Regions from separate parts of the Homo sapiens genome. Here region 2 is linked to region 1. Evidence: chromatin loops called from intact Hi-C (ENCODE). Cell type or tissue: sigmoid colon. All regions are shown on one strand. Each heading gives the region's core, and the rest is flanking DNA. Links, peaks and the distances in the headings are about the cores only.

Region 1 (4,401 bases), core at 176-4,175:
TTAGCCTAATAATATGCCTCTCTTCTGATTCCTAGTGCTTGAAGTTCTTTGGCTTGGTTTGGTTCCAAATTTTGGGAGTTAGAGATTCCTTTAAGAATCTCATTAAGGCTGTGAACCTCTTTCCTGGAAAAATGCTCATATAGATGTACATAAAAATGTGTTCTTGAACTCTAAAATTAAGAACTCCTGTGTTAGGTAGAGGTAAAGTCTTTCCACAGTTAGAGAAGAGGCTTAAAATGTAAATCAGGCAAGGCAAGAGGATACATTCATTAAACAAGCATTGATTAAGGGCTTAATGTTTACAAACACCATGGGTAGGTTTTGGGCATACAGATTAAGACCTGGTCTTCTTTCTTGACAAACTTTTAGCTTGGTAGAGGAGGCCCTCATGTAGACAGAGAGTTACAATGTGAGGTATTCAGGCCTGAAAAAGAGGTGGATACAAAGTGCCAGGGAACCAGATGGGAGGTAGGGACCAACTCTGCAAGTGACTGGCTCATGTTTACCTTAGAATAGAAATGGCTGATTCTAGACGCTTGCCTCAGTCAGTTTAGAAAGGTGAAAGCTGGGTGCGGTGGCTCACGCCTGTAATCCCAAGACTTTGGGAGGCCAAGGCGGGTGGATCACCTGAGGGCAGGAGTTTGAGACCAGCCTGGCCAACATGGTGAAACCCCATTTCTACTAAAAATACAAAATTAGCTGGGTGTGGTGGCACATGCCTGTAATCTTAGCTACTTGGGAGGCTGAAGCAGGAGAATTGCTTGAACCCAGGAGGCAGAGGTTGCACTGAGCCAAGATCACGCTATTGCACTCCCACTCCAGCCTGGGCAACAAGAGCAAAACTCTGTCTCAAAAAAAAAAAAAAAAAAAAAAAAAAAAGGAAAAGAAAAGAAAGAAAGAAAGGTGAAAGGGCATTGGGTGTCAAAAGCAGGAGTGTTATTGAGTAAGAGGCTGCAAAGCAGGGAAGGACACAGATTGGAGAGAAAAGGAGAGATTGAGATTGCCAAGGAGAAACCTCACATTTAAAAGGTTTACTTGGGACCCAGCCATTTGTAGCTACCTGAAACTGGGATGATATTTTGCAAATAGATACAGACAAGTAGGCAGAACTGTCTGCCCCATTCTCCTGCCAACAACAAACAAAACATAAAACATAATTCCAAATAAGGGAAATGCCCATTACTCAGACTTTCCCTTTGAATCTAATAATGTCACCCAAGTCTTGAGGAATTTGCTAATTGTTTGTAGATCCTACAAGGTCATAATCTAGACCTGTTTTAAAAAATCTTTTAAAACTTCAATATATTTATTTGAAAGGGATGAAGAAATGATATACATTCTACCCAGTCTGCAGGATTACTTGACACTTGCCGTCATAGGCTGGGACTCAAGAAGTATTAGAGGCCACCATTTGTTTTTTCAGTTAGTCACAGCCTTTGCTCACAGGGCTTTTGAAATTATTTTAATTCAGTTACACATATAGTTGAAGCTACAAATTTATCTCAGTTCTACATTGTAATACTGGAACAATGCATTGCCAAGGGGCGATAAAGTCAGAATACCAATTTATATTGACAGTTTGGTGAGATATTCTTCTGTGATTATACACCAAAGCCTTAGATGTAGAAATTAATGGGAAAAGTTTTTAATTGAAAATGTATTTTCTCATTTTTTAAATTTATTTTTTGTTAAAGTGAGGCACCTGGGTTTGAATTTTATACTGCTAATACTTTGGGAAGGCCATAGTGGAGGTGGAAATATGGTTTTGAGATGAAGCAGTGTGAAGGTGCCACCTAGTGGTCACATAATCACGTCTGTGTTCTCTTTCTTGCCAGTGGAAATTGGGTACCCGTGGTGGGTTTCCTAGAGAATCCCCTTATAGGTGGTGAATTCGGTTAGCCTATTGCTGTCCTTGATAGGATAAAGTTTTTACTTTTACTTTGTGGTCACTGAAATTATCATCCTCCAAATTTGTTATTTGAAATTAGTTTTGTTAACTGGACAGCTCTTGTTACCCTTTTTGCTAATATTTTTAGCTAATTATGTCAGCAAAAACTTGGGTTAAATGTTAAAATTATAGTGTAATCATAGTTTCCCATTCCATTGGAATGGTCTGACATGTAATGTACAGAGAGCATGCAGAATGTCTGGAGTGTATCGTGGGACACAGCTAAAGCCTGGGTGATGGCCAGCTGCTGTGAGGTTTCATTAAAGGCCTTTCTTGTTGTTTTGGGATTAATCTCTCTTTAGTAGAATGCTGTAGAAGAAAAAAGATCAATAGAAAAACTCATCTTTTGTATAAAAATTTTTTTTTCAGATGAGATGTGTTCAGTAAGCACATACCTCATTAGAGAGATGGCAATGGATGGCTGACTACAGTCATTTCTTTTCTTTACCCTTAAACTACATGTAACCCAGAATTGAAACATATACTTGTATTGAGGTTTTCCAAAACAATTAGTGATAGAGATCTTAAGAAGGACCAGAATTCCTGGAGGGTGTTGTATGTTTTGTTTTCTCAGTGCAAGACATCTTTGAGGTTTCCTTTGCCATCAAAGGCTTTCTATGTGTGTTTGTTGGGGATGGCGGGGGGATTTATAGGAAAGGACTTTCACTGAGATATAAAATAATTTTCCCCAGGAGGATTTTTACTTTGCTAGTCTTGTTTTGGTATCTATTTTGGGCAATATTTACATTAAAAACTTAACATCTGGTAAGTACTAACATTTTATCTTTATCACACATGAACAATTTTTTTTTGTCATGGAAATCCTCATGGTGGAATTAACTAAAACATTATAGAAAGTTCAGGAGGGCTCTTCAGAACAACACAAACTTTAACTAAAAACTTTCCCTAAAGATGCTCTTGGAATTTGCAAATGCAGCCCAGATAGCACACCAGTCATTTAGATTTTAAAGTATGTGCTGCATACCCAACCTTGTCCTAGGTGGACATTGCTGAGAAAAATACACAAAAATAGTGTGATTTGTAGGAGTCTGGGTTCTCAAGGTCCTCAGAAGAGGCAGTACTGAGGCAAGTACGGAGCCAGATTGCCTGTGTTTGAGTCCCTGCTCTGCCCTGGACTAGCTGTGTGACCTTGGAGAAGTTACTTGACCCTCTATGCCCCAGTTTCTTCATCTGGGAGAGGGGATACTAATAACTTGCTTTGCAGGGTTGAGTGGAAAGCACTTAGAACAGTGTCAGGATATATGGCAGGAACTCCATCAATACAAGTCAGCTATTTCCATCCTCACCACATGGTAAAGCCCAGGCACCACACACAGGAGGACAGTTTAACACTGTATTTGATTAAGAAATGTTAAGGCCACTTACTAGAGGAGTTCATAAAAGAGAAAGCAGTGTAGGCTGGGGTATTTAGGAAAAGACATTCTATTTTAGGATTTGACATTCTAAAATAAAATTTATTTTTAAAGCAGCTTTCTCTATTTGGTTTTCAATTAAGGAGATCAATTCATTAGGATTCTTGGTGCTATTTCCTTCTATAGGGTTAAGGAAAAAGAGTAAGATTTCCCTTGGTGCGTCATTCACTTTTTATTCATTGAGCAGCTATTTATGGACTATGTGCTCTATGCCAAGCATTGAGTTTGAGTGAGCGAATGAGACAGGCAGGAATCACAGCTGTAGTGTCTGTTCTCCAGCCTTTTAATAATGTTCCGCATGTGCCTCAGTGACCTTTCCAGATTCCTTATATTTGGTTTATTTTAAATTTTATTTTTAAAAATTGTTTATGATGAAAAATTTCAGACACACATGTGTCTGTTCCTTTGCCAATACCACACTGTCTTTATTGCTGTTGCTTTATATTAAATTTTAAAATCAGCTTATATGATTTTTCCAATCTTATTTTTCCTTTATCAAAATTGTTTTGGTTATTCCAGTTCTTCTGTCTTTTCATATAAATTTTAGAATCAGCTTGTCTGTACCTACAGAAAATCATGCTGGGATTTTTATTGGGATTGCATAAATTTATAGATAAGTTTGGTGAGAACAGATGGCTTTATTATGCCGAATTGTCCAATTCATCAACATGGTATGCCTCTGTATTTATTTAGTCTTCTTTCATTTCTTTCAGCAGCATTTTGTCATCTTCAGCATGTAGATCCTGTATGTGCTTTTTGAGACCTGTACTTAAGTATAAATTGTAACACTGTAAGTGGTATTTTTTCTTGGTTTCTAATATGTGTGTTTTTTCTTTTGGTTTCTATGTATACAAGAAGTGTATATATAGAAAAATGGTTAATTTTTGTGTTGAACTTTATCCTGTGAACTTGCTAAAATGACTTATTAGTTCTAGAAATTATTTTCCCCTTGATTCCTTGGGATTTTCTCCATAGCCAGTCATGTTGTCTGTGAATAGGAACAACTTAATTTATTTCAAA
Region 2 (4,401 bases), core at 255-4,254, 980 kb after region 1:
CCGTTTCAAAAAAAAAAAAGAAAAAAAATCAAAAAATAATTTGCCTGCCCAAGTTAAACATTAATAAAACCAATTTTTACTTATCTAATTTTAAGTTTACATATACAAGTGATATGAAGAAAAATTTATCTTCTTGGTAATTAACATGGAAGAAGTTTCCTTTGCAAGAATAGTGTGTTGCTACAGAAAATAAAGAGGATACTTTGAATGGATGAAACCCCAGAGAATATGCTCAACAGTAGATAGATCCATAAATGCCCTTTAAGGAGGGTACTTCCTATTAACCATAGAACTTTCATTTGAGCACTCAGATGAATGAAGTATTCTACTGTAATAGGATGTTGAATGAGACTTTGCTGCCTGGAATTTTTGACACTGTCCCAGGCTGAGAGCAATGAAGGAAAGGTAGCCTTACATTCCAAGGAGATGTTAAATATACATGCACATGACTTACTAAAAAACTACACTAGCCCCATGATTCTTAGCCCCCCTTGTATCTGCAGCCTATTGAAGAGCTTAGGGGCATATTTGAACACAGAAATTTGGATCTACTTCCCACTTACAGAATCACACATATGTAATCCTGTTTGGAAAAAAAAAAAGAATTAGATTGAAATTAGGTTGTCTCCAAAAAGCTACAGGCTGAATAGAATAGCACACTATTTAAGAACACATTCTTGGAACTGGATTTAAGTCATGCCTCTGCCATGTACCAGCCAGGGAATCTCACCAAAGTTACTCCATCTTTGTGAGTCTGTTTCCTCATCCTTAAAAATGCAGATAATGACCAGGTGCAGTGGCTCATGCCTGTAATCCCAACATTTTGGGAGGCTGAGAAGGGTGGGTCACCTGAGGTTGAGAGTTCGAGACCAGCCTGGCCAACATGGTGAAACTCTCTCTAATAAAAATACAAAAATTAGCGAGGCGTCATGGCATATACCTGTAGTCCCAGCTACTTGGGAGGCTGAGGCAGGAGAATTGCTTGAACCCGGGAGGTGCAGTTTGCAGTGAGCCGAGATTGTGCCACTGGACTCTAGCCTGGGTGTGACAGAATGAGACTGTCGGAAAAAAACAAAAAAAAAAAAAGAAAAGAAACCCCAACAAAAAGCAAAGCAGATAATAACAGTACCTATTTCACAAGGTTTCATGAAAATCAAAAGTGATACTTGCACCATGCTTAGCACAGAGCCTGTCCCTTAGTCAATGAATGTGAACTATTATTGTGTACCAGACATTCAGCCAGCCAGCCCCAGAAACTGGGCTCAGAAAAGCATTTGCTTCTCCATCTAGAACACAAATATTTATTCTTTATATGAAAGATCCTTTTCCTGTTTCATGGGAGATTTTGCTTCCCAAGTAAACAACAATAAATCTCAAGTACACATCTGGATTGCAGCGGCTAACAGGGAATACCAATAGAAAGCATGCATGGATGGTGAAAAACCTGTTTTCCACAGTTCCTAAAATTTTGCAGCTGGTAGAGGCTCCCCAGTGGGAGAATCACCACTGAATTTTACACCTTTCCCTGATTACGTCAATAAACAAAGGTATCTTTCCATTTCTTCATAATTGTCATGAAAAAAAAAAAGCAAAACAAAAGAGAAAAATCTTAAAAGACACAAGTCATAAAGAGTCACATAAATAAAACTGAGCCAGGAACCATGAGTTCACACAACTTTATTCTTAGGAAGGTCTCTATAAACATAAATGGCTCTGCCGTTGAGGATGACATCATTAAGTGCCTTCTCTGTTAAACACTGAGGGATACTGCTGAGCCACGCAATTTTTCCACGTTACCAATAACTTTCCATGTTACCAGTAACATACTTTGCCTGTGTTACGGCACATTCCTCTTGGTGCCTGGAGTACATAGGCTTTCTCTCTTCTAACTTTACTGATCTTGCCACAGATGGTTACTGTGACCTTGGATGTCTTAGGCCCATAATCAAACCAACTGGGTTAATTGACTTAGACACTCTTAGGAATGATGCAGGGGCCCCCACCTCTGGGATAACACCACTGTATTTCTAAAACTGCTTGTGGGAAATTTACAGGGTCATGGTGGTGTTATTTACATGCAAATAGGAAAGAAAATCCATTCCAGCAGGCCACATTCTAACTACAAACACAAGAGGTTATAAATACACAAGAGGAAAACCCAACAGTCTGTTAGCATTATCTCCGAATGCCTAGGAAAGGGAGCCAACTGCTTAGCCATCACAAAAGACTTGGGCAAAATCCTGTGACCCTCGGCATCAGATATTCTCCTTATGCTAATTTTGTAGATAGCAACTTTTGCCTAACATTTTCATGATTAAGCCAAGGACGGTATAAAATATATGCATTTCTTAGAATTCCATTTATATTGTAATCACTTCTCTGTGCTGCTCTTAGGGTGGCAGGAAGCCTCAGACTGCTCTCCAATCTTCCTCAAGGGCTTTCTCTGACCTCTTTACTAAGAGCAGAAAGTTGCCAGTAAATATTCAACAAACTACACCTCCTCCAAGGTCAAGCTCTGTGTCAAGTTCAGATCTGATGGCTTTAGAGCAATGTGCAAAGTCAGTTCATCAACCTTTATCCCTAAAGTTAAATTTTTTATTTCAAATATTTTACTTAGTTTGCAAATGTGAGTTTATTAGCCTGTATCTCATCATCTTGGGTTCTCTGAAAACCACCTGCACGGCTCAATGTGGGAGAAAAGTTGATCCACAACACCATCTCCTGGTCATTCTTGGGTGTTACACTGAGCGTCAAAAGCTGAGCACTTGCTGAGAGTGACTTTCAGGCCATTAAAGTACACCAAGCCATCGCTGGTGTCAATCAACTATACCTAAAAGTGTGCATGTGGCCTTCCTAGCAACCCCCAGGATGTTGATTTGTACCAAGTATTAGATTCCACCAGTGCGGCGTAAACCCAGGTACACTAAAAGCTAGCAAGAACATGCAGATTTCAAAGGGAAATTGAAAAAATCCTTTGTAAAAATGCAAAAATACTTCTTGAATACTAAAATAAAAGTATAAATTATGGTTATAGACTATAAAAAAAAGATGGACATAAACATTAGAACAATAAAGACTGTGGATTACCAGAGAGGGAGGGAGAGACGTGGGCTGAAAAACTACCTACTAGGGACTCTAGTCACAACCTGGGTGCAATATACTCATGCAACAAATCTGCACATGTGACTCCTGTATCTAAAAAGTTGAAAAAATATTTTAAAAAACAAAAAGGGAACGTGGAAAAGTGAAATGAGGGAGGTAGAAAAATGGCAACCAAGAAGGTTTTTTTCTAATATCACTTAATATTACGTATTTTGGGTAACAATAAATGGGGACAGCTAGGCAATCAATAAGTTGTTGCTTGCAGGAAGTTGTACTAGATATGCAAAAAGGATTTATGCCAATTCCCCAAATCTCACCTTAACAATAATGTGTCATAAGCACAGAAAATTTTCTCCCATGTAGAACCAACCAAGTGTTCCCAATCGACTTTGGGATCACTACTCGGTTCTGCCCATCAAGCTATCCTTTTTCTCCCTACATGAGCAGTGAGTAACTTGAGTGAGCACAGCCTTGAAACTGAGGTCATGTAAGAGCTTAATCCAGTATCACTAATGACGAGATCTTTACCTGTCAATCATATAGTCCCTGCAACAATTGTTTCCAAAGTTGGTTCATGCAGAATCCCTTGGGGAGCTTTTTGAAAATAGATTTCCAGGCTCTTCTAGTTCTGCCACAGAATCTCTACGGCTGGAAACCAAAAAACTTCAGGGTCGGAATTCTCCCCCAGGTGATTCTAATTGCAATCAGTCTGTGGGCTCAATTGGAAGCCACTGGAAGATCACAGCTGTACCTTATTGAAAGAGGAAAACAATCAAATCCTTGCCAGTCTCTCACTGCTTACAAGAGGTGTGGCTTCAGTTCCAGGTCATCAAAGGTAAGCATTTTTTACTACAAAAGTTTGTTTACAGTTAAAATGTTCTCTTTTGGGTACATCATTGCCAAATGAAGAAATAGCCCAATTTACATAGTCAGTCCTCCATATCCATGGGTTTCACATCTGAGGATTCAGCCAACAGCAGATCAAAAATATTCCAAAAAAAATGATTAGGAACAACAATACAATATTAAAATTAAAAAATCAATATAGTGTTAACTGTTCACATAGTATTTACATTGTATTAGGTATTATAAGTAATCTAGAGATAATTTAAAATATATGGGAGGATTGTGTAGCTAGATGAAAATATGTCATTTTCTATTAGGGACTTGTACATCCTCAAATTTTTGTAACCTTGGGGCAGGCGGTATGCTGAAACCCACCCTCTAGAATACAAAGATTGCCGTATAATCCATGATTGCTTTCTTTCCAAAACCTTTCTATATGAACTATGAAAGTCA

What was found. A loop is a pair of places that touch in the nucleus more often than their neighbours do. Peaks named below come from ENCODE experiments on the same cell type or tissue, not always from the same donor. Only the 100,000 strongest peaks of a DNase experiment are listed, where the experiment ranks them.
Region 2: it touches region 1 in a loop (4-fold over the local background); 6 of 110 quality-filtered maps call a loop at or near these places.

Annotation. Positions count from the first base shown.
Region 1 is chr15:39,683,616-39,688,016 of GRCh38, reverse strand. All of the region lies in intron 10 of FSIP1 (fibrous sheath interacting protein 1), which reads left to right. Among named protein-coding and RNA genes, the nearest start is that of FSIP1, 97 kb to the left of the region's middle. In sigmoid colon, for the core only: a CTCF peak has its summit at 1,836 (motif pointing left); no DNase peak of the experiment used is centred there.
Region 2 is chr15:38,706,339-38,710,739 of GRCh38, reverse strand. No RefSeq gene overlaps it. Among named protein-coding and RNA genes, the nearest start is that of LINC02694, 12 kb to the right of the region's middle. In sigmoid colon, for the core only: a CTCF peak has its summit at 2,753 (motif pointing left); no DNase peak of the experiment used is centred there; H3K27ac peaks cover 241 bases.